Regions from separate parts of the Mus musculus genome. Here all the other regions are linked to region 1. Evidence: chromatin loops called from intact Hi-C (ENCODE). Cell type or tissue: heart. All regions are shown on one strand. Each heading gives the region's core, and the rest is flanking DNA. Links, peaks and the distances in the headings are about the cores only.

Region 1 (8,221 bases), core at 1,451-6,450:
ACCTAACTCTCTCCTGCTTCCTCTCTTCCTCGGCCAACCCAGGAGTCCCACCTACTTGCCCAGTGATTGGCTCCTTTATTCATTAGGGATTGGTTCACAGGAAGTCACCTGAGTAAGACTCACTCCTTGTCCCCATCCCCTCCCAGAAGAACGGAATTAGCATCAGCATACACACAGCACCCGGCCCATCCACAACATTAATGAGGAAAGGACGTCTGCAAAACTTGAAGGGAACTGACTCTGCTTCTGTCTGCTCCTCTCTCTCCTGATCCGTTTCCATCATCCTCTCTGTTGCTTCCTTCCCTCTTTCTGCATCACTCTCCTCCCCTCTCCAGACCTATTTTCTGACAATCTCAAGTCACTACCATCTTTCCTCTCAAAAACAGACACAGGTCACAGACACACACTCACTTCTGAGAGACTAGATTTTAAATGTGAATCTTCTGCCTTGAAGTGGTATCAGGCCTTCTTCCATTTCTATTTCTGGAACAGATTTTCATTCACTTGTCAAATATTCATCAAGCACTCACTTTTTGTTTCAAATACTGTCCTGTTTTTTTAAGTCCACTATGATAAACAAGACCAGTGTGGTCATTGTCTTTGTGAAGCATACAACTAGTATTTTAGACTGATGTTAATCAAGTAAATAGCAAAAAGGCATAAGGACCTCCATATATCCTCATAGTGACTATGAGGATATAAAACAGGATACCATTGAAGAGTCCTGCTTACTATATATCGGAATTCTTTGGAATAAAACTCAAGAGACAGGAAGGGTGTAGGAGACTTGCTTCCTTATGTGAGCAGCTAGGAGTGCCTTCAGCAGTGAGCAGAGCAGCTGACAGCAGCATCCCAGAGTGAGATCCCTGTAACTGAAGAACTGAGCAGAGAACAACTTGGGTGAAAGAGCAGGGGGTGAGTGGAGACAAAGCTGGTGAGACTGTCAGGACCCAGATCCTGCAGCAGGCTCTTGTAGACCAGCGAATCATGATGAGTTTCTATCTAAAAGCAGTGAAAACCCACTGAAGGTTTAGGCGAGAACTTGTTTATCAAAGATTCTGTTATGTGGAGGCCCTCTGGCGGAACTCAAGCATGGAAGCAAAGAGGGGCTTATGGCAGCAGCTCAGGTGACAGTGATTTCTGCAGCTCCTCCATCTAAAACAATGTCCCTCCACCTGGTGGCTGCCTTATGCCAAGCAATCCCTTGTACAGACAGGTAGTAGCTCACCATTTCTATACTTCTCTGAACAGTGCTTAAATTGGTTTTAGAATTTAGAACTTTTATAGTCTCGCTCCTACCTTAGCTATGTCAAGTGTATGTGCATAGAGCCTATGCATGTCTGAAGCCAGAACTAAACCGATGCCTTGTATTTGTGAGATTCAAGAAAGTCGGGGACCTAGGGTGACACCATGTGATGACAATACCATCCATCAAGGAGAGACACCGAGGAGGCATGGAGAGTAGCTTGGAGGGAAGGTTCCTGGTGTTTAGTTGAGACATCGGAAGGTGACAGTGCACTTTTCAAGGAGAGATATCAAGAAGGCAGATGGAGGGACTGGGGTAGAGCCACTGGGGAGGACGGAGCTCAACAGGAACACTTTCCATAGAGCTTTACAAGTAAGAGAACACCCAGGAAATGCTATGGCGAAGAAAAACTCCTAAGACTAAATCCCTGATGAGGTCGGAGAACAGGAGGCTAGGTGGCATAAAGCTCTGAGTCCAGCCTGTTTATGGAAATACTCAGCCGTGGTATATGAAGGTGAATACACAGAGGTATCCTCTGGAGCTGACACTAAAGCACCACTGGGTTCAGTGGGGTAGAACACAAAAACTTTTCCTTTCTCCTTCAGTTAAGTATTTGATTGCCTATTAAAATCCCTTGAAAAAAATCTTTTTATAGTAAGACTTGCATTTGTAGATAAGCCCATCTTCTAGCTTATCATAAAGAGTGATTGGAGATAGGAAAGAGGAGAAGGACAAAGAATAAGGCTTCAGAGACGATCCCAGGCCAAGCCAAGGGCAGCTACCTCCATGTGTGAGTTAATCTTTCTCATGGTCTGACCAGAACTCTCCTGTTCAATACCTTACGTGGTTCTGAGGAACAAATGCTAAGTGCTCTGTTGGGAGATGGGGCCGGTCGCCTTTAGGCAGGATGGCCACTAAGGTCTGTGTCACTTGATTTAATCTTATTTGCATGTCAATAGGCTGGGACAATTTTCTCACTCAGTAAAATGGGTAAAGAAACCCAAATGTTACTCTAGGGTGCTCATTCAATAATTTTGGTCAAGCTACTTACCCTCTCCCTGTGTCTCAGAAGTGATTTCAGGCCAGCTCATTGCCTCGGCCATATGTGATATAATGGTGGGAGTACGAGCTATTAACATGCAAACTGTCATCACCATGGTCCTGGGCACTAACCCCCCCAGGTCTTTAGAATTCGTGTTTAACTGTTTCAGGCATATTTTCCTACACTGGCAAGTTGCTGCTTTCTATCAAATGCTAGTCTGATTTTTAACTGTAGCCCACAGTAGGGGTTTCCACTGAACACATCGACTAATTCCAGATTATTCCGAAGGTAACCAAGGATACTTGGTTTCCAAACTGAAAAGATTCATGGACATCAGTTTATGGAGAGAAGGAAGATAAGGCTGTACTCAGAGTGACCTATTCAGATCTCACAGCAAAGGACAAAGTGTGTGCAACTACTCTGATAGTTTAAAGGTGGCCAGAACTGTTGGGGAAGAGAGCAACTCCACTGTCCTCTTCCTGTCCTCGTCTAAGTCACCATCAGAAGAAGTACCATATACACATCTCAACTTTAAAACAAAGCAGGCTCCTGGTATTCATGAGCTGGGCGGACTCAAGATCACTAACCTTACCACCTACTAGTGGAAAAGAATCAACAGCCACCCAGAACTCAATATAAATGTGGCTTCTTTGTGTCCCACTCATATACTAATTCCTTAGAGAAAATAACATTCTGAGAATTATAAAACTTAAGATCTTTTCAAAGGTCATGAGACATTTTCCTCACAAATATCAAGGGTTCCTGTATTGAATTTCCCTGCTTGATTTTGCCTTGGGGTAAGAAAATTCCAGGGAAATGTTATTGCTGGTGGTCATAACTAACTCACTGAATCCAACACATCTGCCCCCTACTTGGTTTCCGGCCAGTGTTTTGTTTTATGTTATATATACTTTTTTGGAAAGTCAACATAGTTGCTTGGAAGGCAACAGAGTAAATCCTCAATGGCCTTAAAGCTAGGCTTTCTAGAATCAGTCCCGTTTATCTTAGTCTAGGAGCCATCCATGTTAAAACTACAAAAAAAAAAAAAAAAAAAAATCAAAGACAATGATTTTCTTTTCGGGCAAGAAAGCAATGATAGTTTTCAGATGAATCAATCCAAATCCCAAGGTTATTAGGCAATTGCTGAGAACTATGCTTTGAGCGACACCTAACGGCTGAGAAAATCACACACCCAACTCCTTTGAGGAGGACTCAGATCCATCCCAAGAATCGCAGAAGGCCTGCTAAAAACAGAGGAGCACCTGGTCTCTATACTGCTGGGACCTGCTGGGCTGGGTCGCTGGGCAACTTGTATTTCCACAGTGAGGTCTGAGAACCGGTGATTTATTGCCAAGTCAGTGGCCATGCTAGGCGTGACCCCAGAAATTAAGAGCAGACTGAGGCAAAGGGATTAGGCCCGAGCTGTGCCTTGAACTCTTGAGCGATGGCTGCCCGGGACGGGTGGGGGACGGAACCCCGGGGTGCGGCTGGCTGCCCTCTGGGCAGTTGAGGGATGTGGCGGGGCCCTTGAGAGCAGCCGCCTGGCTGCCAGCCCGGGTCCCCGGCATGGGGGTGGGGGAGTTAGCTGGAGCGCGGGGACGCGGCGCGCCCTAACGCCTGTGCTTCCTGTCCACAGACGAACCCCACGCCTGGAGTGCTGCCGCTGCCGCCGCCCCAGGCCTGCCGGAAGTAGGCGTCTCCCTCGAAGACATCCTCTCTCCATTCTCTCCATCACATCCAGCCCCACCCTCCGACCCTTCCCACCAGATAGGCCCAGACCCAACTTGGGATATCCAAAGGGAACACGACGTTAGGAAACCAAAGGAGCTTTCGGCCGGCGGCCAGAAGAAGCAGCGCCTGGGGGAGCAGAGGGAGCGCTCGGCGAGCCCGCAGCGCAGTGCGCGGCCCAGGCTGGAGGAGGTGCCCGGCGGCCAGGGGCGGCCCGAGGCCGGCAGGCCCGCCTCGGAGGCGGCCGACGGGAAGGAGGCGCTGCGCGGCCGGCGTGAGGGCCTCGGGGCCGCGGGCGCGCGGGAGGCCGAGGCCAAGGTGGGTGTGCGCTCGGGGGCCCGACCCGCAGCGCGGCCCACGGGGGGCGGCCCAGCGCGCAAGGCGACGATGGCGCCGGGGCCCTGGAAGGTGCCGGGCTCCGACAAGCTGCCGGGCGCCCTGCAGCCTGGCGCCTCGGCCGCGGGCAGATGAGCCCCAAGGCGAGGGGCCCCCGCCCGCCTCCACGCAGGCCGATCTTCCTGGGTTCCGTCTCACGGCGTTTTAATTTATTTCCACTGTCACACGCATAGATCTATACGAGGCGCCGAAGCCCGGGAGCGCCGGCGTGCGACGCGCGTAGGCGGCACGGCACGGTGTGCGCGCAGGCAGACCTAAACTGATCCTAAAGCCCCCGGTTCCATGGTGGGAGCTTTGGCAGCTACGGAAGAACCAAAATCACGCAAACATCACAGAGAGACAGTGCAGTGTAGCTTTAGATTCAAAAAGAGAAAAAGAAAAAAGTTCCCCCCACTGCATGAAGGATTTGGATGTCATCCAAACTTTATATCAAGAAACTGGACAAGTTCAGAGCAATCACAAACTGGAATATCGCCTTAAAAAAAAATCAAACTGCACGGAGCAAGCGGAAACTGAGACAAGATTATATCTTTTAATTGATCTAAAGTGTTGTAAATAAATCGTTCTTGACATATCTAGACAGGGGATAAAGGGTTTCTTTGAAACATCCAGAACTGTTCTCCCATGCTACGTTTCCATGGCTCCCCCTTCAGCATCCACCAACGGTATTAGCAGCAGCGTCCCCTGCCTACTGCAGGATGAGTTAGAAACCTAGTGAATTCATTGGTGTGATGCCTTTTTTACTGCCATTTCTGTGGTCAAGTCACATTTCTGTACATTTTCAGTAGTAGGGAAAAAAGGTTTTAAAAATTGTATCCTAGGGAGCAGTTTGCCGTAAGTCAGAATTTTGCAGGTTAGCTCGTAGATCCTAATTGGTTGCCTCTAAAATAATGAGTTTGATAATCAAAAGACCATAATCTGTTTAATCGAGATTGACAACGCTGCAGTTCCTTCCTGAAAAGGCTTCCTGTCATCCCAGGCACTCAGAGATACGTAGCTGCTCTGTTAGCAATCTTCTATTTTACCTATTTGATTGTCTTATTTTAAAGCTCTTCATTTGCACTTTGACAAAGTATTTGTCCTATATTTCTCAAATTAGAATCTCTAATATTGAAAGCATTATGATAACTAATTTATTTTCATTAAAGAACATAAGTCCTTTGGCATTCCTTTCTGCTTTCCTTATTTGATCTCCTTTTTGTTTCCACCTGTAGCTTTTCGCCTCCAATTTGCTAATGCTTTTTGTTACACTAACAATCTATAGATGCACCTTTATGTCCCCGGGTTACCATCGCAGGTCAGCGATTGTCCCTGCAGTAAAAACTGTCAAACGTTAACATTAGTCAGCTATCCATTGGTATTTATTGTAGCTGCACATATTTAAAGACAAAATGTCTGAAGGCATTTTGTCATGAATATGTTTTGTATAACTGAGGCTTCAACTCTTCAGATATTCTGCTCCTTACACAAGTACTTGTTGAGTAAGAGGGAAGCCGGGTCCATCACGCCAGGTCACATGTAACTGCTGTCTCAATGAGTCTTCCCACTCTCTGGACACTACCTAGTTTAATTTCCATCGTACATAAAGATAGTTGTTCCACAAGCAAATATGGTCAGAAGCCTCAAGTGAAGGGTATTGCAGCTTGTAAAAGTAATTTCCAAAATGAAACACATTCATCATAAACAAAGCACAAACACGTGTAGCGGTTTATACTTTCGGTTTAATCTCAATTTGTCTTTTTCCCCTGGACTAGAAATCCAGTATAGTTTGCCATTAATTTATTGACTCTGGGTTTGGACCATGCTCTGTAGTGTAGCTGCACGTACGTCCTGGTACTGTGTCCTCTGACCTTTACGTTCCATAGGCTTCAGAAGGACAACCGTGGAGATCACCCTTGCATAAACTCTAATTTGCACACTTCACAGCTACTACCCGTGCAGCAATTGCTTTATGCGGCTGTAATCCATAACCCGTGAAGACAGCACATCATCTAAATCTCATTCCAAATAATATTTCTGTGTAGTGTTAGCTGTGAATTTACCCTGTACAGCTGTATCTCTATAAATATAATTCCATGTATTAATAGTCACAGAAAGACTGTAAGTGAGCAACTATTTTTATGAAACGCACCACTATGGATAAATTAACTTTTACAGAAATCTTGTTTACTGTATGATATTCTAAAACACTGTCAAATAAAATATATATCCAAAAATCTTTTCTTTTTCCAGCTATATAAACTGTGTGTTAATTTTAATTTAGTAAGGAATAGGGGTATTATTATTATTATTATTTTGGTTTGGTTTGATTGTTTTGTTTTTCAAAACATGTTTTCTCTGTGTAGCCCTGGCTGTCCAGAAACTCAATCTGTAGACCAGGCTGGCTTCAAACTCACAGAGATCCTCTGCCTCCCAGTACTGGGATTAAAGGCACGGTGCCACCACTTCCTGCCTCGCCCCACTGTCACCTCCCTTGGCTTTTTAAAGCTGCTCCCCCCGCCCCTGAAATGTCTAAAGTATAAGTTTAATGACTGAAATAGAACTTCTTTGAGATTTGAGTCTGGATGCCCTGGCAATACACAGAAAAACTGTTTTGGTTTGAGGATTTGGGTTTTGTTTGTTTTTAACTCAAGTAAACTGAAACTATCCAGTTAGGACTATCTTTTGCTTAAATCACGACTTGGCTGTGTGTTTCTGCTGTTTACTACATTGATACCTTAAACCCTCTTATGGAAAAAGTTACAGTATCAACAACATACATAGCAGCAGTATTTAAATCCAAAACCAGTGGCTGATTGTAGGTTTTACCTTGCAGAGGAGCAAGTTGCACCTGGGAGTGTCATGGAGTTTGTGATCCAAGAGAACAGTTCTCAACTGGTGCTGCAAGGACTTTTCCACATTACACCAATGAGAGACCTAAAATTCCTAACCTGCCAATCTTTCATTTCAATACTATTTACTATATTAAAAAGCTCACACATCAGTTTCAGAGAAGAGGGGCAGGAAGTAGGAAATCAAGCACTATTTGAGATGGTGCAGTTTTGTCTTGTTTTTAAGGTTAACATGGTTAATTTACATTTTTAAGAACCAGTGAACAAGAAGGCTCAAGCGCTACTCTGACAAGCCACCTGCAGGCTGCAGCTGCCTCCAGCCTACCAATTTGCACCAACACCAGCCGAAGCCGAGGCAGGGAAGCTTGGATGGAAGCAATGTCTCCTGCAGACCCCAGGCAGGGAGTCCTGTGGCTCACCTGGAAAAGCTTCTGAAACTTTGGCTAGCACAAGGCTCTCCACCAGAAGCCAGCCCACCATCCCCACAGCAGGGCAGGCTCCACCGGAAGCCAGCCCACCATTCCCGCAGCAGGGCAGGTTTGCTGAAATTCAGTCCAGTTGGCTGATGCTTGTGTGGATCTGATTATTATTTGGAAGTTTATATTCTTAGTAAGTTTCCCTGAGTGTGTAAGTTCATATCCCAATTTATATTTTTTCCACCCTTGTTTAGTTTTTTGTCTTGTTTTGTTTGGTTGGTTTTTTTTTTTTTTTTGTTTTTTGTTTTTTTTTTTTTTGGTTTTGTTTTCGTTGTTGTTTAAGACAAACTCACAGCAAAATAACCAAATGGTATCCCTACTAGTAGCAGGATTCTAGATTGAACAGACTTCTGACAACATAGTCCCAGAGGGTGCCTATAAAACTGCAGGAAATGAGGGCACTCTGTCCAACAATAGGCTCAGAAGCACATCTAGTTCATGCAGTGCCCTAATTAAATATATAGTGATTATGATTATTATTCGTAATAATAGCTATGGCTGT
Region 2 (8,221 bases), core at 2,108-7,107, 1.2 Mb before region 1:
CATATATTGAAAATATTTATATCAAGCTAACTAGCATGTCTATCACCTCAGGTAAGCTTTTCCAATCTGAAACTAAATATATTCTTTTGCCAGTTTTGGAATGCACAGTTCATTGTTATTAACTGTGGTTACCTCCTGGGTAATAGAGGTTGTGGACTTATCCCTGCTTACTGAACCCTGGTGCTCTTTAGCTTGTGTCTTTCTGTTTCCCCTTCTCTCACCTCCTATCTCTGGTAAACACTGTCCCCTCTCTCTCTCCTTGGGGGTGTTTACCTTCTTTATATTCTACAACTAAATGTTCTGTTGCACCTGGCTTACTTAGCATAAGATTCTGTGCTCCAAGGTTATCCCTCTTGTTACAAAACACAAAATAACCCTTCTTTTAAAGGTATAGGTAGTGCTAGAGTGTCTTTACATGCCAACTTATGTATTAACTCATCCTTCAGCAATCACAGGAATTTCTTCTATCTTGCCTGTACCTTGAATAGTGCTACAGAAATCAGGCAGGTAAAATATTTTAGTTTTCTTGTTTGTTCTCTTTTGTTTGTTTGTTTGTTTGTTTTTAGAAATAATGTGAGACTCCTTTGAAAGCATTCTTAAGAAAATTAAAATGCTACTGCAGAGTGGGAAAAATATTCTAAAAATATATGCTTTGAAAATAAGCTTAGTCACTGGGAAGAGAGGCCCCTTGGTATTTCAAGCTTTATATGCTCCAATACAGGGGAATGCCAGGGCCAAGAAGCAGGAGTGGGTGGGTAGGGGAGCAGGGTGGAGTGAGGGTATAGGGAACTTTTGGGATGGCATTTGAAATGTATATAAAGAAGATATCTAATAAAAAAAAAAAGAAAATATGCTTAGAATCACAATTTTTAAAATGTGGAGGGCTGGAAGTATGGCTCAGTGGCAGAGTGCTTGGCTAGTATGCAAAAGGTCCCAGGTTCAATCCCTAAAACCATAAAAAGTGCCAAGACATAAGAAATGTGTATACATTGTTTGACAAGAACACACAAAGAAATTTGTCATCCCTCTGTGTGTGTGTGTGTGTGTGTGTGTGTGTGTGTGTGTGTGTGTGTGTAATGTAAGCCTTTTGGACTTTGTGACTATTATTGTTACATGATAGTACCAGTCATGGTTTACCTGTTCACTAGAATGCTGAGTTTCATTGAATAAATTAATCCTCAGTAACACACAATGAAAGACTAAACTAAAATAACAAAATAACACATGTGTTTTCAAAAATAAGATCAAAATATCAACACGTTTAAAATGCTGACTAAAATCACCAACTCTGTAATCAGGTCAACCTCAGTCTTGCTTACTTCAGACTAAATCTATTTAATCACCTGGATGTAAATGGCCCACTCTGAAGCTTTAATATGAGAGAGAGCACGTCCTCTAGAAATGTTAGGGAATGTGCTCTTGGAAAACAGCCATAGGGAACTGAGAATGGCAGGGAGCTGCCCACACAAGCAGAACTGAGAGTAGAGATGAATCTGCCCCAAAATTCTGAAACATATAATGAAGCCTGCGCCCTGCACAGCCAACAGTTGTCTCGGTAGAAAACACAGGCTTGGACCTTTTAGATCCTTCCTCACACAGATGTTGGCCAGAGGCTGATCCATAGGAAAAGCTATCCTGGGAGGCAGGGAAATTTCCTGAATGGGAAAGCCATTAACCATTAATGTGCCCCTGACAATCAGAATCTCCAGTATCCAGATTTTGGGTGTCTCTACTCCCTAGGTGGGATTCTGACTGAGATTTTCAAAATATGCATAGTCTTTTGAAATCTCTATCTCTTAATTTCATTTAGACATTTGGCAAAATATTTAAATTTTTACCAAATACTTAAATGAAATCACATAGAGAGACTTTCCTGAGAAAATAATTCTAGTACTCACTGATCAAGGAGTAAACTAATGAAACTCCATAAAACTAAACAATTAGGCCATCACCAAGTACTGAGGAGATGCCTGTGTCCTAATAGCTACAGATACTAAGATAACACTCTGTGGAGAAGTAGACATCAAGGGTCCAAATAAGACAGTGTCCTGACTCAGGAAGGGAGAAAAGGTAGCCACTCAGGACTCACGGATTTCTTTCTGCAAAACATGTATACATATATTTCTATGCATAAACCCTTTAAGATTTACCAACAAACTAGCTAGCTTATTATAAATTTCAACCTTAATATAAACTAAATCAAAGTTTCCCCCTCCACGTTGCTTCCTTTAAGTTAACTTTGATCAGGCACAAATATTCAAGTATATCTTCTTCCACACAAAAGTTTAAAAAACAAATGTTTAAAATACGTGCATATGAACTGCTTGATATTTAACACTTTACAAAGTGATTAACTTTCTGGACATTTCTGTCACACTATGAAGGTGCTTTCGCTTGCTTCTGTGGTTTAATATTTTCAGAATAGAATAAAAGATTGGGCAGAGGAAAAGATCAAACAGTATTGCAAATCTGTCCCTAAATGATACCCTGGACCTAAACCACACAGAGAGGGAATGAACTCTGTCTTTGCTGACGGTGGGTGTAGAGGAGAGCAGGGATCAGAATAAGTCTGTGATCACTTAAATGTAACACATCCAAAAGATTTGCAGTTAGATGATGATTTTAGCAAAGAATGGTGTCAGTGATACTGTGTGAGATTTGACAACATTATGAAATAGTCTTCTTTTAAGCATACCAAATCTATCTTCATTTAGATGTTTTGTATTTTTCACATTCAGCAAAACCTATTTTCCAATTTTCATTGACCAAAACAATTGGAAATCTCTGATACCTATGTGGCTCTTCTGTCTGTTTAGCTTAACTTTCTATCCCATCAGCATCACTCATCTGCTTTCACTAACTGAAAATGAGTATTTACTAAGTGTCGCATCTCAGAATAAATCAGCACATAAAGTTGAGACCAAGTGAGTTCCCTTTAACCAATACATATCTAAAAAAGAATTGTATTTAGAACAGAGAGGGGCTGGTGAGATGGCTCAGCTGTTAAGAGTGCAGACTGCTCTTCTAAAGGTCCTGAGTTCAAATCTCAGCAACCACATGGTGGCTCACAACCATCTGTAATAAGATCTGACGCCCTCTTCTGGAGTGTCTGAAGACAGCTATAGTGTACTTACAGATAATAAATAAATAAATAAATAAATAAATAAATAAATAAATAAATAAATTTAAAAAGGAAAAAAAGAACAGAGAGACTTAGTAGCATTAATGAAAGTCAAGAATAAAAGACTTTCAGGAATCAATTTTTTGCAAAGTGGTGTAACATCATTTTGACAAAGTAATAGAAGGCACTCTCATATTTGGGAGAAATAATTACCAATTAATTCTCTCCTGGGAAATGTTCCTGGTCACATGTTCTTTAAAAAAACAGACACAATAAGTTTAAAGTGCAGGCAACTTGCCTAAGAATAAAATCATCTCACTGAGATAACTAGTATGAGATATAGACAAGCTTTTTCTCTTTAAAATAAAATGTAGACCTTCCTTACTTGTAGAAATAGATACATTCTGATCAAATTTCAGAGAATGCCATTCTCAACAAAATGGCAAGATTGACAAATTCAAAGAGCTTGCAATGTTTAGCAAGATCGAATGGTAACTTACGTGAAGTATGTGTACCATGGATTGCACAGGGTAAGCACTCAGCTCTTAGCTGCCATTATTATATTATGATTCCTCCATCCTTCCCACCATACCTATAGCTTTGCAGGGTCCACAGAGATTTCTCAATTGCAATATGGAGTTATTCTTTTCCTAGATGGCAACAAGGAAGCAGACATGAGCATCTTATCAAAGGCAAGGAAGACTCTTAAGTGAGACTATGACCACTAGCTTTTGTTTTTAGTCACAGAATATTTCTTCTATAAGTTATAAGACTCTTGAAGATTTTTACATTTGATTTGACACATGGCTATTAATATTTACGGGTTACAGTACAATACAAGCATGCTCTATGTAGTGATCACATCAGGATCATGACAAGTCTATCACTTCAAATATTTATGTCTTTGCAATTAAGTTCCTACAAACTATGTTTTTGGGTATTTGATATTTAAAATGAAGCATCATTAAAAACAGATAAATATATTATTCTGATATATACCATCCGTCACCTAGCTAATATCCATCATAAACAAAATCTGTGTGTTCACTTACCTTTTCTCCTTTCTCAGTGTCTGATCACCACTTTTCTACACTGCATCTTCTTACCAACTTACATAGCCTTCCACACCTGGTCAGAGCCACAGCATTCGTGACTTCTGGCCTCTTACTTGTCTCACTTAAGGTGACGTCTTCCACCTTGCACCCATGCTGCTGCAAAGGAAAGATTCCATTTGTTTTATGGCTCAGTAGTTTTGCATTGCAGTAGATGGAAGATCTTTTCCTTAAGTATTCACTAATTGATGAACATTTACATTGTTTCCATCTCATTGCTTTTGTGAATTCTGCTACAATAAATGCAGAGACGGAGCTATTTCTCTGGCATCCTGATTCCCTTCTCTATATAAATGCTCGGTGATGGGGACTTTTTTTTTTTTTATCAGCTAGCAGTTATGTTTTTAGCTGATTACCTTAAAGCTTTCCTAGTGTACATTCCCATCAGCAGTGTGAAGCAGTTGTTCACTCTTCAAAATGTTATGGACATTATTGTTGTTTGTTCTTTTTAATAACAGCCATTTGGATTAGGGTGAGATTGTATTTTATGGTGGTTTGATATGCATTCCTCTAAGTATTACAAGTAATAAGCACCTGTGATATCACACTTGGCATACCATTTGTTTATTTCTGATTTGTTTCCTAGATTTTCTTCATTTTATTACAAAATGTTCTGTCCATATTAATGTCTAGAGTATTTTACTCTGGAAACATGGTTAAAATACATACAATAATTAAAAACTCAAAAAATTAAAACTGCTGATTCTTCAGGTCACACACGTGTGCACATATGTGTTTGCTATATTTTTACATTCCCAGTGTATTCAAATATGTAGCTTATTTTGGTGCAATGATTTTAAAATATGGGAATTTATTAACGTGATAAAATTAAGATCTCAGAAAAGAATTTCTAAGTCCTTGTTGACTAAGAGATCCTCTGTTTGGTCCATTGTTTAGTTAAATATTTCAGAACAAATGTATCATAACTGAATAAAATTAATGGTTTCTGTGTTAAGGACCTTGCCATTTTCACATTGACTTGTCTACAGAGGGCAGCAAAGAGCTTCAGTTCAAAGACCAGCAGGTTGATTTAGCAGTTCTTAACTGCTGTTTCTACAACACTTTAAACACTGTGAGAAGTGTCAGTGTCAAGGTTCAGTTTGCTAACCTTGCATGGTCTTGTTTGCCACAGGAGGATCAGAGCAAGGGCCAGAGTCAGCTGCTTGCCTCAGATCACTAATGGTGAAATTCTTAAAGAGCTTGCAACAGAAAAAAAAAAAAAAAAAAAAAAAAAGGTGTTTCTGTTTAGAATAGATTCTCACAAAAATATTTCAAGTTTAATTATATTCAAATTCTCATGGATATGGACTACAGTATATTATACAATTGTATAAATTAATGGCCTTTAATAATGATAACCAATAACGTAGTTACAGAGCCTATAATGCTTTAAGGTAATGATTTGGGTGTTTCCCATTATTATAACTATCTCTAATTCTACATTTTTATTCATTACTTATGACATTAAAAAATTAATTAGACCACCAGCTCACCTGTATCTAGATTACCGATTCAGTGTTTCACGTTAGGTTTGTTCTCTGTGTTTACCTGGCATGAGATTTATTTCCAATGGTCTCCAAGGTCAAGATTTGTAGAAAAGAAGGTATGAGCCAATGCCACATCAGAAGGAAAGCTCTAATTGCTGTGCAGACCCAACCCCAAAAGGTGGCCTTTCAGGGTGCTCTCCTACATCAGCCTGCAAAGAGAAAGACTTTATTTTTTCCCATCTGAGTCTATCACTTGGTATGGGCTGTTTCAAGACCAGGTGAGACCCTGGGCAAGATTACAGTCTTTGCTAACACCCCAGTTCTTTAAAGGGATGTTGGACTGCAACTCCTTTGTGTCCATTACATTCATTTGTGATATAAAGTAGTCAGCACTCCTTATGCTGAAGCTGAAGGGATGATAACATTTGCAGTTATGTTGCAAGATTTGTTATCTTCTACAGGATTAACTTATTAATTCGTGTTTAATAGGAAGCTATTGTCTTAGCAGATTTGATAGCTCCTGCAAATTCTGGTTCTCAGTAGGTGAGGCAGGAGATGAATGAAAACACTAGAGATGAATTCTACCTCCTAGGTTTACATAAAGAAAAAACAGCCAAACACAAAAGAGACTTGAGTGGGGGATTGCTTAATTGTACTTAAATGAACAGTTTACAACACCTCCAGGCTTTCATTTTTCAGAGACCCAATTTAGATAAGGAAAACAAAGGAATGTGTGAATTTGAAGCCATCCTAATCTCCTCCTTTAGGAGAACCACAGTATGGCAGGATCAGAAGGGCAGCAGGGAGTTGAGATGGTTTCAAAGTAAATGGAGCTGTTGTGTTAGAGAAAGATTATTCACTTATTGAAAGGATGTGGACAAATGGAGAAATATAAAGACGAAAACTTAAATTAACCACACTCTCTGCCATGTCTAAGAAAAATCACTGTTTTCTGACTTTCTTCCAATCATCTTTCCCTACTTAAAAGTAGAAAGTCTTGATTTAGCTTATTTTGGTTTTAGACTGAGTTTTTTTTTCCTCTTCCATTAAAATGTATTCAAATGACAACATGCATTTACTGCAGGTTGCTCTACTTAAGAGCGTGCAGAGCATATAATTAGCATCATTATAAGAAATAATAAGAATAGCTGAACTAGGGTGCATATTTCAAACGATTCCTGTTTGGAGAAATTGTATAAAATGGAATAACTGGGTCAAAAAAATAACATTTTAGATCCTGGACACATTGCTGAACAAGAGAATCAAATGATACATATCAATTTACATCACCGCCAATAACATTTCTATCTCTATCATCATCTCTTACAAAATTTGATAAGAAAAAGATGACTTCATTGTTGTCTGTTGTTTTGTTGTGAATGTAAACACTTCAATCCAATTCCATGTCTCTGCTCTGCAAGGATTGATCTATAGTTATAGAATCAGTACATTTAAAATTGGTATGTAAGTCCTGTCTGTGCATTAAGGTTCTTGCCTCTCATGGTTGAGGATACTGTGTTGCACTGGCATATCCCTGTTTGCCAGGTTCCTTCATTCTTTAACAGTTTCTAAACTATAGACCTGAGTGGTGAGAATTCAAGTAAGCAATACCTGTTCTTTGTGATTAACCTTTCAAAACTTCAACTATACTTTCAAAGCTGGCATATGCATGCAAGTTTGCTAAAGTGATTTTTTTTTTTAATTTTTGAAACAGTTTACTGTGTCATCTTGTTCACCAGAAAGGTAGAATACAGTTAACTCATTACCTTAACCACATATAATTCACTGAAATTCAATGTTTTATTATAGCTTGTAGTAAAGAAGCATATCTATATTATAATCTAAAATACATATGACATACATAGACATTTATATATGTACCTTTACTTGATATGAAATAATACTACTATCATGGCTTTGGTTTCCCCCATAACTAAATGATAAGACTATTGCAAAAGACTACCACAAACTTTGGCTGCAGGACAAAAAAAAAATCAGTCTTGTATTTATGAGGAAGTAAGTGACCCATGTTGGCCATATTTTGTATGCAAGAATGTATACTCTTCAGGTAGCTAGAGGAGAAAAGACATGAATGGTCTTATCCAACACTGGCCCTGAACTGCTAGAAGACTGATCTGACTTGATTAGGTTTGAGGTCTGTTCCATAGAGAAGAATTCATATTAATTACTATAAAAAATAGTCAAAACTCATGGTTGTAAGTTCTATACCTGAGAAGAGAACCTATTAATATTGGTCTCCTAAAAGTTCATGTTGTTAAATACTCTTCTACATATTTATATTTATATCCATAGATTTATGTTGCATGCAACATTGGTCAAAGACACTTCTTGTGTTGGTTAATGCAGAGACATATTGTTGTTCAATATGCTAAAAATAATGGACTCTGCATGCTCAGTCATGGATGGGACATCTTACAACAGCTTTCCCAACCACATCAAGGACAAGGGGCGGGGGGAGATGGAAAGAATGTAAGGGCAAT
Region 3 (8,221 bases), core at 2,108-7,107, 230 kb before region 1:
GATGGCACGTATCCACCACCCGTCCATGACGACAATGTGTCTATGGCTTCGTCTGGAGCCACTCAAGCTGAACTTATGACCTTAACCATTGTGAAAGGTGCCCAGGGATTTGGCTTTACTATTGCCGACAGTCCCACGGGACAGCGGGTGAAACAAATCCTTGACATTCAGGGATGCCCTGGGCTGTGTGAAGGAGACCTCATTGTTGAGATCAACCAACAGAATGTACAGAACCTGAGCCATACAGAAGTAGTGGATATACTTAAGGACTGCCCCGTTGGAAGTGAGACTTCTTTAATCATCCATCGAGGAGGTAAGATGAACACAGATGTGAAGCACAATGTGTGAGTAGATTAGAAGAATTTTTTAGAATATTGTTCAAGTGAAGTTTTCTATAGGCTGGCATAAAATCATGCCATAATAATAATAATAATAGTAGTAGTAGTAGTAGTAATAATAATAATAATAATAATAATAATAATAATAATAATAATAGAGGCAGAAAGACAAATGTGAATTTAGGATCCAGATTGGTGAGTATTTGCAATGCTCCCTTTACCTTACTTACATTAAACACTATGATAGTAGTACTTTCAGGCTTACTAACAAAACAATATGGATTTGTAATATAAAGAATAAGCTCCAGCTATGGACATGTTATGTTTTGTCACAAAGGTCAGTTGTGCAGATCTCAGCCTGTGCCTGTTGATTGACTGAGAAGCCTGCTTTCTAGAGAAAGCAATACTAAAAGTTGTATGTGGGGTTCCAGGCCAGCAGAGGGGAGGCCAGTCAGCTCCTACAAATACAAGTGTTCTGATAATCCTGTTAAGGACCACTGAGAGCTGATTCCAGAAAAATAAGTAAGTATGGGTTCCACTAAAATGGGACACAAGTATCCACCACTGTGGATAACTGTGTCTGCCATGAACCAGGTAGAAAGTGATGGAACGGGGTCCAGACTGGGAGCTCCAAGAAGAAAGCGGAACCCAATTTAAGAGAATGCTGGGCGCTTCCGTCCTCATCACTCTCTTCTCTAGCCTTTGTAAGAAAATGAATGGAGTAAAACTAAGGGCCCTTCCATATGTCTCTGTTGATATTAAGGACATGGCGCAGACCGACACCCAATTCCCTTCCCGACCTGTTAACAGGGCTTAGGACTTGAAGTCCTTGATTCTCAGCTATATGATTGTCACAGCAGGGTTGCAATGTCATGTCAACTCATGGTAACATTCTTACTATCTTGAGTGGCTCAGGGCAGGTGTATCACTCAGTACTTGTCTGCTGACTCTAAACAGGCCCTAAAGCTTCATCAGAGAAGCAGGAGAAGCAATACCGTGGGGCAGTCACGCACAAAACACCTGTGTGGTTCACATACGTGATCTCCTATTCAAAGCTCTCAAAACAGCATGGGAAGCCTGTGATTTTTAAATGCGAGTAAAAGAAGTCAGAGCTGAAAGAAGTACCATTTATGATTTATGTAGCCCTCTCTGCAGCTTTTTTCCCTTCAGGGAAATAATACATTGTTGATTCACCAAATACTATGCATTTGTGAGCAACACTATACCAAGTTCCCATTACCAAGGGAAAATTAATAGGATAACAAAATAATCACACATTTCTCCTTCTTGGGGCATTGTTATAAAATAGCACATGAGTTTTGGTAATTAACTATTGACAGCATATTTTGACTTCTTGCATAGCTTGTTTAAGATTAATAGAAATGTTTCTAATTTAAACAGACGAGTATTGCTAATGTTCAATTGAAAACTCAAATTTTGGACAATATTTCTAATATTAAGTGGTATAACTGAAAATTGCTGTATTGTAGCCATTGTTTGGCTCACAGAAAGATATTTAAACATTTTCTTATATATAAAATGGCTTCTTTTAAATTGTGACTTATCAGGAAAATGCTTTGAAATCCTTGCTATTACTGTAATGTGTGCCTTTCTGGAAGCATTCTACTGTGTGTGTGCGCGCACATGCTCTCCCTCCTCCCCTTCCATAGCCTCTCTGATCACTCACTTAGAGCCCTAGCCATGAGACTTCTGTCTGCTGCTCTTTGTTTGTTTGGGGGTGGGTGAAGCCTTTGCTTTCTTCCAAGTACAGAACTGTGGAATCTGGACATCCTTGCTAGAAACATTTAGAGGTTCCCAGAATTCCTACAGCGGCCACTCCCCTCTGAAGGTAGCAGGAGTGTCCCGCTACACCACCACCACCCCACCCCACCCCCCCGACCCACCCACTCCCCCCCCACCCCCCCACCCCCGTGTTTGAGCGATGACCTTCATGTTGGTTATCTGGTTTTGGCTTATGGCCTCATTCTGATGAGCAAAGACCTCCTCATTTCAGGACCATGGCTGATTGTCCTTTTTGTTAGAGCCTTTGTTTATAAAGCAATGATTCAGGTAGTTGATTTTTTTATTTTTTATTTATTTATTTTTTTGGTAACTAATTCCAAAAGCACACAACAAAAAAATTTCTACCCTACCTATCCTTCCACTCTTTCATAGAGGGGTTTGTATGTGTACCTATAGAAAGTATGCCGACTGTTTGGCACATATATAAAACATATGCTCTAATATGGACGGAATCACATCATGCATGTGTGTCTTACTTTAAAATGTCTTGGTTAGAAGGCTATATTTAACTGGTTAGACATGTATCATGTGGTGTCATTTATATACATATCATTTGTCAACTGCAGGTATATAGTTCATTATGTTCTCCAGACATGGTGTAGTTGCATAATGAGCACCATCCCTCTTAGAGCATCCTTCACCCCAAGCTCCCCGGATCTGCTTGTCACCCTCTCCTCTCCTACCGTCAGCCACAAAGAACAACTAATCTGCTTCTCTAAATAGTTCCACCTTTCAATAATATTTTTATGACTAACATCACATAGCGTTTTATTTAGCATAATGCTATTGAGAATCACCTAACAGATATACACGGATGAAAAGCTGGTTTCTCTTACTACCCTTTAGTACTCACAGGGCCTTTCATTAATCTACTCACTATGGGTAGTTATTTGAGTCGTTTTCATCTCTGGGCATTTATGAATAATATATTTATGAACTTTTGGCTTCAACTGTTTCTTGTGCCGATGTTCTCATTTTGGGGAGTAGATGCCCAGAAATGGTTATATTAAAAATATATTTAGGCTATTAATAAATTGTCTAAATGGCTTTCAAGCATGGCTAGTTTTTATATTCCCTTAGCACTGTCTGAGTCCCAGTTTCTGCCCAGGGTTTCTCCAGTCTTCTGGTTTAGTAGTCTTCAGCGCAGTCGCTTTATTGGTAGTGTACTTACTGAGACTTTTCCACGGGTTTAACTTTCATTTCTCTATTCTTTTCATGTTCTTATGTGCTTATCGGCATTCATAAACTCTTATGTGCCATCAAGTATTTTCCCAGTTCTATATTGAACTATTTATCACTTTTCCTTCCTTTTTTTTTTTTCTTTTACTGAGAATTGAGCCTGATGCTTGCTAGGTGAGTCTCTGTCACAGCTAACAGCTCTCTTTGTCATCCTAAGTTACAAAAGCTCATTGCATATACAAATCTGAGCTGTGTTTTTAAGACAGATGATTTACAAATGCTTCCCTCAGGTTCATGGCTTATCTATCCATCGTCTTCTTGGTGTCTTTGATGCAGAAGCACAGGAGGTCTAGAGTGGGTGAATTTAAGTGGACCAGGCTCATTTTAGCATGGGTCATTTCCTGTCACATCTTTGCTTAACCTAAAAATCACAAAGTTTTTCCCATGTTTTCTTCTAGGAATTCTAAAGCTTTAGCGCCTATACGTAGTGCCTATATATAAACCAATTTAAAGTTAATTCTTATGTAGAATTGTGGACTTAAATTCATTTTATTTTTTGCACAAATATAGACAATTGTTCTAGCACTGTTTGCTGGCGAAAACCACAAAACCTGTTCTTTGTTATTGACTGGCCTTGGCTTTTGTGATGTTTGTTTCCAAATCCTCTACTCAGTCCCCCCAGTCTGCACGCATATTCTTATGTTAATGTAAGACTTTCTAGATTACAGTAGCTTTGTGTTAAATCTTGAAATCGGTGTGAGTCCTCCAAATTCTCCTCCTGTACAAAATTGTTTTGGCTCTTCCTGGACCTTTCATTTGCATAGAAATAGAAACTTCTCCCAGACCCACCCTACCTCCCCTCTCTATTCCAACTTCATTCCCCCTCCAACTTTTAATAACCCTCAAGATCAAATTAGTGTCACCCATACATGCCTGGGTGTAGTGCCATCCACTTGAGCATGAGTGGCCTTAGGTGCCTTAAAGGAAAGTGGCTCTCCCTCTCAAGAAGCCATCCACTGTCAATAGCTCATCCGTTAGGATTGAAGGCTCCTGAGCCCCTAACCCTTTCATCCCAGAATGTTGACCGGCTTGGTTTTGTGCACTTCTCATGTAGGCAATCACAGGTGCTCTGAGTTCATGAGAGCAATTGTCCTGTCCAGAAGACACTATTTTGCTTGGATCCTCTCCAACCTCTGGTTCTTAAAATCTTTCCATCCCTCCTTTTGAAATGTTCCCTGGCCTTGAGGCTCAGGAAGTGTGATGTAGATGTTCCATCTGTGACTTGGTACTCTGTTAATTCCAAAAATGGGCAGAGAAAGATCACTCTAGGCCCACATCCACCCTGCCATTGGGCATGGCCTCTTGGGGAGGTGGACTGTGCTTGCTGTACTAACACCACACTGCCACCAGGGGGTGCAGGGCTGTGGGGAAGTGCTTAGGCATGGCTCCAGGGTGGGAAAGCCAGAGCTGTCTGGGGTGAGGTGGCTGGGTGGTGGAGTTCTCAGGCCCTTGGCCATCCAGGCACCACTGGGAGTCACAGAAGAGCAGAGAACATAGTTAGGGGCCCTGCAGAAAAAGGCCTCTGCAGGAGACTAGGCTGCCACTCTGTAGCTGAAGGCCTTCTTCATGGCTCCCCACAGAGGATCTTGATGAAAAGAGTCAGATGTGCAAAACCATATCCCACTTCTCAGGGTAAGATTAAATACCTTTTGCAGAGAGGAATGTCTAGAAAGGGAAGCTTATTGGCTAAGCCCTCCAGTCCTCTAGGTACCTCATTAGCATGGAGAACTCTGTTTTGGGCCTATGTGACCATGGGGCATGTTTGTTTTATGTGAGGAACATGGCACTCCAAGTCAGGAGTCTGGCAGAGAGCTGGGAGTCACCTAAGCCTCAGGTTTGTGACCACCGAGTCTCCGAGTCTCAACCTGCTCTACCTTACCAAGCTCCCCGGCATGGTTTTATATCCCACAGACCTCTGTATAGCCAAGTCTATAGAGAGAAAAACCTATCTCAAAAACAAAACAAAACAAAACAAAACAAAACAAAAAAACACAATGTAAACATAACAGGCAGTCATAACAAGATAGTCAGTCATACATGGTCACATAACCTTTAGAACCAAAGATAGGATTGCAAGGTTGTTATAAACAACTTTTAAAACAAAGACATGATTGCCAGGCAATACAGAACCATTCGGTGGTTATGGTTACAGGTGAGGCACAGCCCAATCCTTGAGAAACAGATTTAATCATAAGTAGGAATGAACCTAATTTGTTGTTACTATAAAACGGCCGCTTAAGCCTAAGATGGAGGCAGGCTGCTTCTTCAACTCCTGCTTCCTAAGGCTTTGTACTTCCTCTGTTTAATAAAAGACCTGCTGAGATCATGGTACTACAGAACAGCTTTCCAACTGAAAACTGAACTTCTAAACCCCAACTCTGACATATCTCCATACTTGCTTAAGTCTCCTCCAGGTTCTCTCAGCAAGGTCATGGTCTTCTATGTACAGACCATGGACTTCTTTTGTTGAGGGTCTCCCTACTCTATTTTATTATTTTAGATTTATTTTATGTTGTGAGTGTTTTGCTCTCATGTATGTCTTCTGTGCCTCATGCTCATTCTTGATACCTAGGGAGTAAGAAGAGGGCATCAGATGCCCTAGAACTAGAGACATGCACAGTTGTGATCTGCCATGCTGGTGCTGGGAATCGAACCAAGATCTTCTTCAAAAGCAGCCAGTACTCTTAATAACTGTTTTCTTAATGTCATTTTCAAATTATTTATGGCCAATATATGTAAGCATATCTGATTTTTCATCATTCTGTAATGTGGTCTATATAATTATATTGTCTAGCAAGTTGTTCTTCTTTCCTTTTTCTACATTTGTATGGCCCTGGTATCTTTTCCTTGACTTACACTTTTATTTTCATTCCCATGCTGTGAGAAAACACTCTGATCAAGAGCAGCTTAGGGAACGAAATGGTTTATTTCAGCTCACAGTTCTACATCACATTCTATCACTGAGAGAAGTAAGGCAGGAACTTAAAGGCATGCCTGTCTCCTATTCCCTCATAGCATTACTTTCCACCAAGGGAAACTTCACAGCCAAAGAAGTATAGCAGGAATCATCAGAAGTAATGCTTGCCAGCTGAATGGCAGGCCAACTTATACCAGCTCCCTAAGTGTAAGTTGATACTACCCACAGTTGGCTGGGCCCTCCCCCATCAGTTAGTTAACAAAGTAACCCCCTAACCCCAGGCATGTCTAGGGCTCTTCTGCCCTATGACTCTAGACAACTTAAAGTTTTTGGTTAAAGCTAACTAGCTACCTTTTCAAGTGTGATGTTAAACAGATGTCTTATCAGCAGATGTCCCTTTTTGTTGCTGTTACTGGGTTTAGGGGGAAGCATCAGTCTTGTACTCTTTAGTATGATATTAGGTAGAGGGATTTTAGACGCCCCTTATCAAGTTGAGAAGTCCCATCTGTTGTTAGTTTGATATGGGTTCAGCCTTCTCGCATACTTGTCCTGAAAGACCCACAATGTGAGGACTCCCCCACGTTCTGACTCAGGAGAGGCGACACCCCAAATCACTCACAAGAAACAGTCTTGCTGCAAACTGCAAGAGGATTTTTTTATTCAAGAGCACTCTGGGGCCCACAGTCATACACCACGCAGGGGTAGAGGACCGTGGTGCCCCAAGTAGCTAGGTAAGGGGGTATTTAAAGGAAGAAACCACAACTCAAGGAAGTGGGGAGGGCGTTGTTGGAAAATACCAGATACCAGTTAAGAGTCCCAAGGAAGTGCAAAGTCACAAGTGTCACAAGGAATACCTGGTAATTGTGCAGGTTATCTCTCAAGACAGTTTCTAAGAGCCTCTAACAATAGCATATTTGCATAGCGGCGGCAATGGTCAGGGTGACTTTCTTTGAATGAACACTCTTTGAACCCAGGAAGCAGGTGGGTGGAGGAATGTCGCTATCAGTTTTATGATTAGCATACCTTGGAGCATTAAGTCACAGAGGTCACATTCCCAAGCCTGGGCCTAAAGGCCTAGAATTTTGTTTTTACGTTATACTTTCAGTCCTGCACATAGTGAAATGAGTGTATGGTTCTCAGCCTTTAGTCTGTAAATACAGTAAGTTGGTATAATATGACGTAGATGTCTAATTTTGTATTCCTGGCACTACAACACTTGACCATGGTCTGTTGTTCTTTAAACACTGCTGGTTGCTCGCTTGTACTTTTGTTGGGGATGGATGGTGCATGCTTTGCCTTTCCTTGTGATTTCCTTTGTCTTTGTTAGAATAATAACTTATAAAATGAGCTGGAAAGTGTCCCACTCAATCTCTTCTCAAAAAGAGTTTGTCTATGTTTTCTTTCTTAAGCATTGATAAAACAACTTTTTTTTTTCCCACGTAGATCCGCTCAAATTTCCTATTTCTTTACAAACTAGTCAGATAATCTTTATATCTTTTTGGCATTTTACCATTCATGGAAGTATTTGAATTTGTCAGTATTTGGAAACCACTGTTACAGAATGCTTAAGAATCACTTTTGGGTAGATTGATTCTGTTTTCCTGTGGGTTTTGCTTGAGTATCTTTGCCGGTGGGTCTTGCCATCTCATTTCCCAACCTTGTGTTGATTTACTTTCCCGTATATCTTGGTGAGGTATGTCCTCAGACCACGGACTCTATTTTTCTCTTTATAATAAGAGCATCCCGGCTATAAATTGACTCTGAGCATTTCTTTAGCCGAGCTCCATAAATTTTGAAATACCACATTTTCCATTCTCATTCTGCTCAAGATGGTTTATTTTTCCTTGCAATTTTTATTAGAATTGTTCTTTTTTTTTTTTTCAAGCATCCCTGAATGTTTTCATCATTGATTTCTCATGATTTT

Evidence for each region. Peaks named below come from ENCODE experiments on the same cell type or tissue, not always from the same donor. Only the 100,000 strongest peaks of a DNase experiment are listed, where the experiment ranks them.
Region 2: it touches region 1 in a loop (12-fold over the local background); 15 of 42 quality-filtered maps call a loop at or near these places.
Region 3: it touches region 1 in a loop (18-fold over the local background); 14 of 42 quality-filtered maps call a loop at or near these places.

Annotation. Positions count from the first base shown.
Region 1 is chr5:20,698,146-20,706,366 of GRCm38, forward strand. It overlaps Magi2 (membrane associated guanylate kinase, WW and PDZ domain containing 2), which reads left to right. Exons shown (of 23, transcript NM_001170746.1): 23 at 3,925-6,646. The coding sequence ends at 3,981. Among named protein-coding and RNA genes, the nearest start is that of Gm52763, 21 kb to the left of the region's middle. In heart, for the core only: CTCF peaks have their summits at 3,465 and 5,091; a DNase peak (open chromatin) is centred at 3,996; H3K4me3 peaks cover 1,816 bases; H3K27ac peaks cover 1,409 bases.
Region 2 is chr5:19,517,085-19,525,305 of GRCm38, forward strand. The region is part of intron 1 of Magi2 (membrane associated guanylate kinase, WW and PDZ domain containing 2); the gene reads left to right. Among named protein-coding and RNA genes, the nearest start is that of Gm25335, 5.7 kb to the left of the region's middle. In heart, for the core only: a CTCF peak has its summit at 5,224; no DNase peak of the experiment used is centred there.
Region 3 is chr5:20,465,902-20,474,122 of GRCm38, forward strand. It overlaps Magi2 (membrane associated guanylate kinase, WW and PDZ domain containing 2), which reads left to right. Exons shown (of 23, transcript NM_001170746.1): 10 at 1-313. Among named protein-coding and RNA genes, the nearest start is that of Gm52764, 73 kb to the right of the region's middle. In heart, for the core only: a CTCF peak has its summit at 4,714 (motif pointing right); no DNase peak of the experiment used is centred there.